Regions from separate parts of the Mus musculus genome. Here all the other regions are linked to region 3. The links are chromatin contacts, found by Hi-C or POLR2A ChIA-PET in ENCODE. All regions are on one chromosome and are shown on one strand. Each heading gives the region's core, a stretch centred on a gene start or an enhancer-like site at or near the end of the contact. The rest is flanking DNA. Distances are from core to core; before and after follow the strand shown.

Region 1 (2,700 bases), core at 141-2,640, 80 kb before region 3:
TCAGGAGGCTGAGGTGACAGGACTGACACAGTGTAAGATGAGCCGAACAGTTAAGGCTGGTCAGGGCTACAGAGCAAGACTTTCCCTCCTCAAACAAGCAAAGGCATCCTGAGAGGCCGCTTTACTGAGGTATAATTAGACTGATAAGCCCTGTACAGGGCATATGTTTTGGAACTGGAAGTAGCTCAGATGCAGAGCAGGAGGTGCTAGGACCTTTACTTGGTCCTCATTACCACACACACAAACATCCCGAAACCCACACCCCAAAGCCCTTCCCTGCCCTCTGGTAATAACCCAGCCCATTCCCAGCCTACCATGCTCTCCAGTCTGTGACCAAAGGTCAGTGTTATGTGACTAGAGCCCTAAATCCTGGGATTGTTTATGTGTGTGTGGACATGTGCAAATAGGTATCTGTAGAGGCCAGAGGACTGGCGATCCCCTGGAATCAGAGTCATAGTGGATGGTGCCAGGAATTGAACTTGGGTCTCTCTAGAAGAGAACACTGAGTCATCTCTCCAGTCCCTACTCTTAGGCTTTCATAAGCACTTCATGCATAGAACTCATTTATACTCACAGTGCAGATGAGGAAACTGAGGCTCTGGGAGGAAAGTGAGTTCTCCCAGGTCCCAAAGCTGAGGTACAAAACTAGATGCAAGGATCCAACAGGGTGTGCTGTCTGTGCTCTCATGCTGACTCTACTGCTGACCCAGCATGACTCAGCAGGAAACGTGGACCCTTCCTTCTCCTCTGCCTGCCTGGGCCCATCTACTAATCTCAGTCTCCTAAGCCCTTGAACTAAGAGCTCTTCTCTAAAGTCCTAGATGGCCGGGCGGTGGTGGCACACACCTTTGATCCCAGCACTCGGGAGGCAGAGGCAGGCGGATTTCTGAGTTCGAGCCCAGTCTGGTCTACAAAGTGAGTTCCAGGACAGCCAGGGCTACACAGAAAAACCCTGTCTCGAAAAACCAAAAACCAAAAAAAAAAAAAAAAAAAAAGTCCTAGCTGTTCAGCTCAACTGGTAGTTCTAAGAATCTCTAGGTCTGCTTCATTAGAGAAGCCAGTAAAAGCAGCAAGGCTGGCCCTTTGCAGCAGCATATCCCAGGCAGGTGGGTGGCAGTGACTCACTGTATAGAATATAACCTCTCTTTCTGGGCTCAAGAGAGCTGAAAAATAGCACTAAAACCTTGAAAGAAATGCCTGAAATGCTCTTTAAACAAAGACCAGCCCGACACTGGGCTGCTTAGAAGGCTCAGCAAGTAAAGGCGCTCACCTCCACAATAGGTGACCTCAGTGTGGCCTGAGATGAACACACTCTAATACAGTATATGATGTACAGCTGACAGTGAGCAAAACTAGGGCAGCTTACCAGTACGTCTTCTGATAGAGAGTGACTTCGGATCTCTATCTATATTTATCTGTCCCTCTGTTCTTCTGGGTGGTGTTCTGTTCCTGGAAATGGAGTCTGGCTCTACTGTCAAAGGCTCTGAGAGGAGGAAGAGTCCCCTAGCCGTGCTCTGCCTTCTTTAAAGCTCTTAGACTAGCTTGATCTTCCTTAGGTCTTATGGGTGCAGTTACAGCCGTTGTAAGCTCATGTTTGATCAAGACACATGACATGCATGTTTGAAATTCTCAAACAAGAAAACACATTCTTTAGAATAAAAAACTTCTTAGAAGAGCCTTACCTCTACTTTTTCTCTATGTCATGGTTTTTTAGCCCTGGCACTACCTACACGTGGGCCAGGTGACTCTGCTATAAGGCTGTCCTGTGGCTGTTTAGTGGTGTTGTTAGTTCCTACCCACTACGTAGTAACAACCCTCACTCTGTTTCTAGTAAAGATAACTAAGAAATGTCTTGACGTACTGCTGAGCATCTCCTGAGAGCAAAACCAACTCTCTGAGGACAGCTGCTTGGTTCATGGCGACAACAAGAAAGGGCAGTTTTTCCAGTTACCTGAACCATGCAGATAGTTACCAGAATTCTCTGGTTAACACAGGGGAAAAAAATGGAAATTTTTTAGTAATTTTATTGACAAAGTTAAAATCTAAATATTGGTTTTGTTGCTTCAGCCAATTGCTCAGAGTAAAAACTAAATGACAAGCAAGCCAGGTGGTCCTGGAACTTGCTCTATAGATGAGGCTATTTTTAAAAGCAGAGATCCGCCTGCCTCTGCCTTCCTTGTGCTGGGCATGCACCAGAGGATCCTATTAAATATAGGGTTCTTAGCCGGGCGTGGTGGCGCACGCCTTTAATCCCAGCACTTGAGAGGCAGAGGTAGGCAGATTTCTGAGTTCGAGGCCAGCCTGGTCTACAAAGTGAGTTCCAGGACAGCCAGGGCTATACAGAGAAACCCTGTCTCAAAAAACAAAAACAAACAAAAAATAAATATAGGGCTCTTATCAGTTAAACTGCAGTGCAATCTCAGAGTCTTGGTCTGAAGAGACTCCCATGTGATGCCAAAAACCAACAGTGTTTGAAGCAAGGTCAAGCTCCCCTGAGTTATAACTGTGAGGGTGGGGAGCAGGGGCTGATGTAAGAGCCTCCCAGGTGACTTAAGCATAGAGTCTGGATGAACCCCACAAGACTAGAAGCTGGCTTGGGACTGGCTCAGTTGGTAGAGTGCTTACCTACTATGCACAAAGAACTGGATTTAAGGTCCAGTGTCATATATGATGGCACATGCCTATAATCCTAGCACTTGG
Region 2 (2,700 bases), core at 14-2,513, 110 kb before region 3:
TGTAGCCCTGTCTGTCCTGCAGCTTGCTTTGTAGACCAGGCTGGCCTCAAATTCGAATTCAGAGAGATCCTCCTGCCTCTGCATTCTAATTGTTTGGATGAAAGGTGTGTGCCATCAACGCCCAGCCCAAAATGCCTTATTTTTTTTCTCCTCATTTTTTTTTTGGGTGGGGGAGGGAGTGTGTTCTGTATAGCCTTGACTATCTTGTACTCTCTTGGTAGACCAGGTTTGTCTTAACTCTCAGAAATTTGACAGTCTCTGCCCCTCCCAACTGCTGGGATTAAAAGTGTGCAGCAAGAAAATTTTTCTATTTTGTTTTTTTGAGACAGGATTATTCTGTTCAGTCCTGGTTGTCCAGAAACTTGCTCTGTAGACTGGGCTGGCCTCAAACTCTGAGATCCGTTTGCCTCTGCCTCCCAAGTGCTAGGATTAAAGACGTGTGTCACCATCATTGTTAGGCACCCCCCTTTTTCTTTTTAGAAAGAGTCTCAAACAAACAAAAAGTCTTTTGTACCTCAGGCTAGACTTGAATTCACTATGTAGCTGATCTGTGTTTTTTGTTTTTTGTTTCTTTTTGGTTTTTCGAGACAGAGTTTTTCTGTGTAGCCCTGGCTGTCCTGGAACTCACTCTGTAGACCAAGCTGGCCTCGAATTCAGAAATTCGCCTGCCTCTGCCTCCCAAATGCTGGGATTAAAGGCGTGCGCCAGCACTGCCCGGCCACAGGATCTCATTTGGTAACTCAGGCTGGTCTTGAACTTGCAGTGATTGTCCAGCCTCACCCTCTCTTGCGCTGGTATTACAAGCGTGAGTCTGTTTCAGCTGTTTAAGCTTTGTGTGCTGAGCTTTGGTGAGCATATCCATCAAATGCACCACTTAAAATGACATCATCCAGGAAGGCCCGGCGACCCTTTTCTGCCCACTCTCTTGGGTACTTTGTCTGGAGTAAAGACTATTTTGAACGTGTTAAATTTGTATTTTCAAAGGGTCTATCTGGCTGTTGTGCAAAAGAAAGACAATCAGGCTTGAAGTGCAGACTTGTCGCCTAGCAACCAGACTCTCTCAGGGGCCCGGGGTTGGCTTGCTTCAGGATGGGGCCCCGCCCTTTCGGCACTCTACCCCGCCCCTCTTCTCTCACTTGCGGGAGAGTGCTGGCGGCCCCGCCCACCTTCCGGCCCCGCCCCTCACGGGAGCCTCGCGAAGCTCTGCGACCCGCAGGGGCGGGCAGATGCTTCTTATTGGTCAGTTTTCCGGAAGCTGAGTTGATTTGGTTTGGCAAGCGCAGCGTTGCTGGACGCGCGTGGCTCCCGCGCGTGGTGCGGACGGAACGAGGCCAGGGTGGCATCCGGGGACGGGGAGCCGGCGCTCCTCCAAGGCTGGCGGGAGCGGGCCTCAGTTTCCTCCGGGAGACGAGCGTAGCTTCCAGAATTGGAGCCCAGGCCCTCCCGCGCAGCTCGGCTGCAGGTTTGGCTTGTCAGAGGCTGAGAAGGGACGGAGGAGGCTCGGGTCCCCCCCACCCCATCACAGCTCGCAGGCCCCCGTGCTTGGCAGCCTCTCCGGTCTCCAGAGCCCTAGCGCAGGATGTTCGTGCTGGTGGAGATGGTGGACACCGTGCGCATACCCCCGTGGCAGTTTGAGCGGAAACTCAACGATTCCATTGCTGAGGAGCTGAACAAGAAATTGGCCAACAAGGTACTGGGCCCTCGGGCTGCCCGGCAGTGTCCCTACCGGTCCCACTGCTAGTCTGGCTATCGCCTGGTTCACCCTTGGCCTTGCACACTTAACTTCATGTCGGGGTTTTTTTCCTTCGCATCCTTATAAACCAGACTTGGGTGACAACGTGTACACAAGGGAGTAAATGGGCCGGGCGAGGTAGTGCACACCCGTAATCCGAGCTTCTTGGCTATTGAGGCTTTTTGACGATCCTGTGTTCGAGGCCAGCGTGGGCAATATAGTTAGCCCTTGACTCAGACAAATTAAAAGCACCGAAGCTGCTGGCGGTAGCGCATGCCTTTAATCCCATAACTCAGGAGGCAGAAGCAGGCGGATTTCTGTGAATTCGAGGCCAGCCTGGTCTACAGAGGGAGTGCTAGAACAGCCAAGGCTACAACGGAGAAACCCTGCCTCAAAAGAAACAAAAAGCATCAGGATGCTGAACAGTGCTTGAATTTGCTTGACATTCGCGGAGTCACTGGTTCGGTTCTCAGGATTGCCAGAAAACAAAACGGAGAGAGCGTGTGTACAAAATGGGTTTGTAAAACAGAAACTGGAATATGCCTGTTTCCTCGTTCAATTACTGTGTTGTCTTGGCCAAGTCACCCTCTCTGGGCCTCGGTTTGTGTTATCTGTGTTGCCCACAGTGTGAGAGTAGAGGTGAGAGGATAAGCGTGCGGGTCTCTAGAATTGAACTCAGCTTTCAGCTTTAGAGGGAGGCAGCTGTACCGGCTGAGCCAGCTCAGTAGCCCCTTTCTTGTATTCATTTGGTTACTGTGTTTCCCTTTCTATGACTACAGGGGCCTTCTCGGACTTTCACTCTCTCCAATGGGAGACACAGGCTCTGCCCTTGTAGCCTAGTGAGAAGAAGTTGGCTTGAGAATGTCTTGTTGTAATGAGCTGGGGTAAATGCCATGAAGGACAGGCATTCACAGAGTGGGGAACAGGGGAGTGTCACCCGGGATGAAAGAGATGGGTGACTTCTGAGG
Region 3 (2,733 bases), core at 43-2,542:
GAAACAACAGCATTTTAGAAAGGGAAATGAGATCCCTGATACAAGCAATCCACAAACAGCCAAGTCCTTCCCAGATACCCTAATTAAGCTGAGCTCTTGGAAATCTGAAGATCTCAGACTGAAAGCACACATCAATGGACCTAAAACCCCACAATAGGTGGCAGTCCTGCTGCTCTTCCAGGCCAAATACCCAGGCCAAGTCTGCTTTCCACACCAGGCCCCAGGGACTCTTGTGGCCTGGGCAATTCGATGAAGCCCGGTCCTGCTATTGTGATTCCCAACAATCAACCAGGAGAAGGACCTGAGTGGCCACATTCTAACCCTCATCACAGCCCTACTTTGCCCAGCCTTCATTCCCTTAATTTTTTTTTAAACCAGGCTTTGATTTAAAAACAACTGGGAGACACTACCGACCCTCATCTCAAATTGCCTCCTCCATCCACACCTCCCAGGGATGCATTTCCAGTAAAGCACCACCGTGGACCTGCTCACTGTCCACTCGTAGAGAGGAGGAATCGTCTTCCTCCAGGACGGACCAAAGACATACAAAGGCCATCTGCTATACTGATCAGGGCCTCTCAAACTTTGGTGGTGAACTCTGCACCCACGAGGGTGCAGTGGAGTGTTTCTTAAAATACACGCTCTGTCTCAAGATCCGCAGACTAGGTGAGGTCCAGGAACCCGCATTTGAAGGCAAGCAGTATCCTCAGGATTTGGATGCAGGCGGCCCCACTGGAGCCCCCTCTAAGTGGCGGCTTCCTTGCAAAGTTCTGTTGACTTGTCCTTTCCAGATCACCCCCTGACTTTCTCTCTGGGCTAGAGGCCTAGTCCAGCAGGCCCCTAGTCATGCCCGGGCCCGCATAAACACCACACCACTGGACCGCTTCACCCTGACCTCTGACCCGGCCCGGGCCGGCCCGCCCCCACAAGGCCCCGCCTTTACAGAAACCCCGCCCCCAGACACGCGCGAGCCCCCCCCCCTCACCGAGGCGCGTCTCGCGCGGGGGGTTCTCCATCAGCTTCTTCAGGACCAGAGGGAAGGAGCCCGACAGGCCCCGTTCTCCAGCTGCACGCCCCGGGCCCGGCCCCGCCTGAGGCTCCACAGGCGGCTTCTTCCCGCCGCCCGCGTCGGACATCGTGCCCTGCGCCCCACTCGTGCGCCTCGCCTCCCCCGCCCGCACCCCGAGACGGGCCGGAGCGGCTCGACCCGCCGCAGCTGCTGACACGGGCAGCACTGCGCAGACGCGCTACTGCACCCCCACCTCTCTCCATCCGCACCCCTCCCGCGGACTGGTTCCGTCTCATTCATTATTCATAAGGCCAGGCCAGCGGTCCCATAGCGTGGCTTCCGATTGGTGCGCGCTGCGTAAGGGCGGGCACAGCTCTTCAGGCTAGGATTGGCTGTGAGAACCAAACGATGTAGACACGTGCTGGGCCAGGTGAGGAGTATCGCTCCGCCTGCCCGGGAGCGTCGGGCCCTTCTGCGGAGCCCCCCTGTTCTTTTTTGGTCAGTCGCGTCCCTTTCGCCACCACTTTCGTGACTACAGGTTTCCTCCCACCTCATCGCAGCCTCCTTTTTCTCCTTCCCTCGGAGAAGCCACCTCAGAGGAAGGCGGAGCGGGGCGCGACGGCCCAGCCCCGAGGGTCACGTGGAGCGGCAGCAGATGCGGAGCCTCGCGGGGCGGGGCAGTGAGGGAAAGGCTCGCGGCAGCCAATGGGGCAAGAGGGCGGGGCCGGCGCGATTGCACGAGGCTCTGCACGTGCGGCTGCGGCGCGGAGGGGCGGAGAGGGGCGGAGAGGGGCGGGGCTGGCTCTGGCCTAGGCCTAGCCAGGACTGGCCTGTTGTGTTGTTTGGCGGACTCTGCCCGGGGGTAAGGGGACTGGGACGTGGGTAGCCAGCCAGCGCTCCTCCCACGCTCCGCGCGAGGTTAGCGGAGGGCAGGCGGGTCCCAAGCTCCGCTGCTTCAGCGGGTGTCAGGTTGCCCACTGATTTAGGGATTGGGAGCGGGCGTGGTTGCAGAATAAACACTAGTACGGAGAGCGCATTCTTGAAACCTATCCACGAACCAGGGTCCGGACAGACTTCCGTACTACTAGCTGCTCGCTTGTGACCTTGGGAATTATCCAGTTGCTCCACGGGAGCCCATTTCCTCAGTCTTAAAAATTCAACATTGAACTAGAGTCAAAAGCAAAACAAAACATAGTTTCTGGGTTCCTTAGGAAACCTGTGAGCCGTGAAGGGGTGTGCAAACCTTCAAGATGGCTCGCAGAACTTTGTACCTCTTTGCAGTACAAGTCATACTCGGCTTCAAGCCCAGACAATACTAGACGCTCAGGGATTAAGCTCCCAGAGGGGCAGGGACTTGGCTTGTTTATACTCTGTCCCTCCGTCCCTCCCATGGCTCCCTGCCTCGGAAGGAGGAGCTGAGTCTGGCGGAAAGGCAGCCTGTGGTTCATGCGGTAGTTACAGAACACCACAATAGACAGCTAGAAGCGCATGGATTGTGTTAGGACCTGAGGAAAAAGAAATTTAGCTGAGTAAGCCCAAAGGAAGCGGCTAAAGGACGTTGGGTAGCCTTAGGAATAGAGTGATGGACTGTGAATCTAAAATACAAGATTTTGTGATGTTGATCGTTTTCTGAACCTGAATCCTCTAGCCCATTGTTCCATTTCTCCAGTCTGTTCTCCTTTTTGTCAAATGGGGAGAAAGCAGGATGTAGCCTACGGTGTTCC
Region 4 (2,700 bases), core at 175-2,674, 81 kb after region 3:
CTCCAAGAAGAAAGAAAATATAGAAGAAAATACATGTCACCCCAATCTCTCATTCAACAATCAGACAGACAAGGATTCCATATAGAGTATTTTCCCACACACCCAGCATTCACTGATTTTTGCAGCATACAATGGTTGGGTGTCTGCCAAGGACATTAGAAGTACATGCCAGGAAGAGTAAAAAGACTTCTCTTACTTTATTTCACACTATCACACATACTCCACAGTACAAAAAGCAAAAAACAAAAACAAAAAAAAACCCACCTTATATTGATAGTAACACTTACTATACAGACACATTTTGCTAATTATTTTAGTATTGTCCTTTATAGCAAATCTCTGTTGCCCCGTGAAAGATGAAACCCAGGCCCGGGTATTTCACTTATTAAACATGTCTGTTTCATATTTATTTGTTTAATTTTTAGGGCTGGGGATGAACTCAAACTCAATGCATACACTTATCATTGAGCTATGCCCCAGAGCAACCGTTTTCCATAGTCTTTTTTGTTTGTTTGTTTTTTTCGAGACAGGGTTTCTCTGTATAGCCCTGGCTGTCCTGGAACTCACTTTGTAGACCAGGTTGGCCTCAAACTCAGAAATCCACCTGCCTCTGCCTCCCGAGTGCTGGGATTAAAGGCGTGGGCCACCACTGCCCGGCTTCCATAGGCTTTAAGGAGTAACATTCTTCAAATTGAATGGCACAGGAGAATTTGGAACAATACAGACCAGTTATTCTGGAAGATGGTTTTGGCTTTTGTTTCTCTCCTTTCTCTCTCTCTTTCTCTCTTTCTCCCCACCCTCCCCGGCTCTCTGTTTCTCCGTCTCTTTCTCTCTGATTTGATTAATTTTATCCATTTGAAGAATGGACAGCCATGCTGTGTCATCAGTGCGCCATGCTGTGTTCATATTGATGTTAATATGAACCAGTTGGTTAAGGCGATGCCTGGAGTTTGTCTCTATTACAAAATGACTTTCTCCATTTTTAAAAATTATCTTTGGAGTTTCCTTTCAATTTCAGGGGAATTAGAATTTGTTTTTAAAGTCATTTCTTTTAGCAAGTAGATCCCTATCAATGCTGAAGTGATCCAGTGATTCACTGTTTCGCCTTTGTCAATAAAGTTGCATGAATGAGCGCTAACCTCTACGGAAGGGTGCGGCTACTTCGCGGCATGGTCTGTCGGGATTTGTAGTCTGCGGGCGCTTCCGTCAAATACCATCCCACAGAGTACTGTAGAGAAAGAGCCAGAAGCCGAGAGGGCGGAGAGGAGGGTTGCGAAGTCCGAGCGCTCTGCATCATGGGAATTGTAGTTCATCGCGCGCGTCCCGCCATGCCAGCGCCGGAGGACAGGACTTCCTTTCCCAGTAGGCCCCGCAAGCCGGCCCGGCAAAACCCCGCTCCGGCTTGAACAAATCAAATCGAAGGAAAGAAACTGCCGGCTTTCAAAAATCCTCCTCCGCCGCCATAATCGCTGGGGATCGTGGAGCAGGTGGTGTGCACGAGCTAAACGAGGAGCCGCGGCAGCAAGGAGAGGCAAGCAGACTGGTCACTGGGCCTGGCCCCCACGCGGACTCTCAAGCAGTGACCGACGCGCGCGTTCCGTCCCCCCACGCCGCGGTGCCGCTAATTTGTGGTGAGTCGGGGCCCTCACGCTCTTCCTGTCACTTGCCTGGGCCACCAGGGTCTGGGTGGGGCGAAGCGATCGCCTTGCTTCTACCCTTTTGATCACGCTGCGCCCGGCTTTGGGGGATGGGACGCTGGGCGCCGCTGCCCCTTGTACGTTTGGGGAAACTGAGGCCTAGAGTGGCCACTAGCCACAGCTTCCTCTCGGCGGTGGCGCCTCCCGTTGCCATCCATCTCACCTGGAGGCGGTAGGAAGCCGGCTGGCGTGCCGGGTGGGGCTACGCAGTCCATCGTTGCCTACCCAGTCGGCCCACGTCCGCGCGGGAAGCCTGGCATGAGTCACTGCTGACGCTTGGCTGGGTCGATGGATGGCCGTGCACCTGAGGACGTCCCCCACGCGGCCGCCCAGGAGGAGAGGGCGTTTGTGTATTGACCGTTTGTGCCTGCTCTCTCCCAGGCCGTCTGCTGACCTTGGATAGCTCAATACCATCCCTGTTTTGCTTTGGTTAGTCATTCTTTAAAGTGAATTGGGGAGGGCTTGTGTGTGTGTCTGTGTGTCCCTTCCACCTGGAGCCCTACCTACCACCACCAGTTTTTAATCTCATTGTCCCATCGTGGAACTGTAAGAGGTGGCTGAATTCCAGATAGATTTTTACTCATCTTCGTGTTTGTTGGGTTTCTGGCCCGTGACAGCTGGCTAAGGTGCCTATTTAACCTACCAAAGCGGACATGGCCTCCAGGTTCTCCCAGAATCCCTCAGTCCCTACTTGAAGTTTCCAGTCCCGGGGCTGGGCTTGCTTCTCTCCCCTGAAGCTCTTCACTATATAATCCTGACATTTTGGTCTTCTCACTTACCCTTCCATTCCTCTGTCTGCATTTCTCTCACTTTCTGCATATGTGAGCTCGTTTTTCCTTCTCTCCCCCACCCCTCTGTCTCCCTGTTTGCAAGGCGACTTTCCTTCTTTGGGACCAGTGAACCCACTAGAGCGCTGTCCCCAATAAACCTGCCTTTATACTTTAATTTGGTTTGAACTAGCTTATTTGGTCTGAGGAGACTACCTCTCAGTGTTGTCATTCTT

The links. Hi-C counts contacts between places; a loop is a spot of excess contacts on that map. ChIA-PET counts read pairs that join two places held with the same protein, here RNA polymerase II (POLR2A).
Region 1: POLR2A ChIA-PET joins it to region 3 with 12 read pairs in embryonic stem cell. The contact joins the enhancer-like site here to the promoter of Tef in region 3. A Hi-C loop is called at or near these places in 1 of 37 maps with a recorded cell type or tissue (left cerebral cortex). POLR2A ChIA-PET finds 5 or more read pairs at or near these places in 3 of 5 experiments (Patski and embryonic stem cell).
Region 2: POLR2A ChIA-PET joins it to region 3 with 37 read pairs in embryonic stem cell. The contact joins the promoter of Polr3h here to the promoter of Tef in region 3. POLR2A ChIA-PET finds 5 or more read pairs at or near these places in 3 of 5 experiments (Patski and embryonic stem cell).
Region 4: POLR2A ChIA-PET joins it to region 3 with 19 read pairs in Patski. The contact joins the promoter of Rangap1 here to the promoter of Tef in region 3. POLR2A ChIA-PET finds 5 or more read pairs at or near these places in 3 of 5 experiments (Patski and embryonic stem cell).

Annotation. Positions count from the first base shown.
Region 1 is chr15:81,890,033-81,892,732 of GRCm38, reverse strand. The region is part of intron 2 of Aco2 (aconitase 2, mitochondrial); the gene reads right to left. Among named protein-coding and RNA genes, the nearest start is that of Aco2, 19 kb to the right of the region's middle. Within about 2 kb of position 1,390, at least 1 of the 3 ENCODE cell types and tissues checked has a DNase peak (open chromatin) inside an H3K27ac peak, as active enhancers do; it is left cerebral cortex, where a contact is called at or near this core.
Region 2 is chr15:81,924,776-81,927,475 of GRCm38, reverse strand. It overlaps Polr3h (polymerase (RNA) III (DNA directed) polypeptide H), which reads left to right and starts at 1,263. Exons shown (of 6, transcript NM_030229.4): 1 at 1,263-1,690. The coding sequence starts at 1,580.
Region 3 is chr15:81,809,973-81,812,705 of GRCm38, reverse strand. Tef (thyrotroph embryonic factor) reads right to left here and starts at 1,292. Exons shown (of 4, transcript NM_017376.3): 1 at 986-1,292. The coding sequence starts at 1,136.
Region 4 is chr15:81,728,643-81,731,342 of GRCm38, reverse strand. It overlaps Rangap1 (RAN GTPase activating protein 1), which reads left to right and starts at 1,424. Exons shown (of 16, transcript NM_001146174.1): 1 at 1,424-1,631.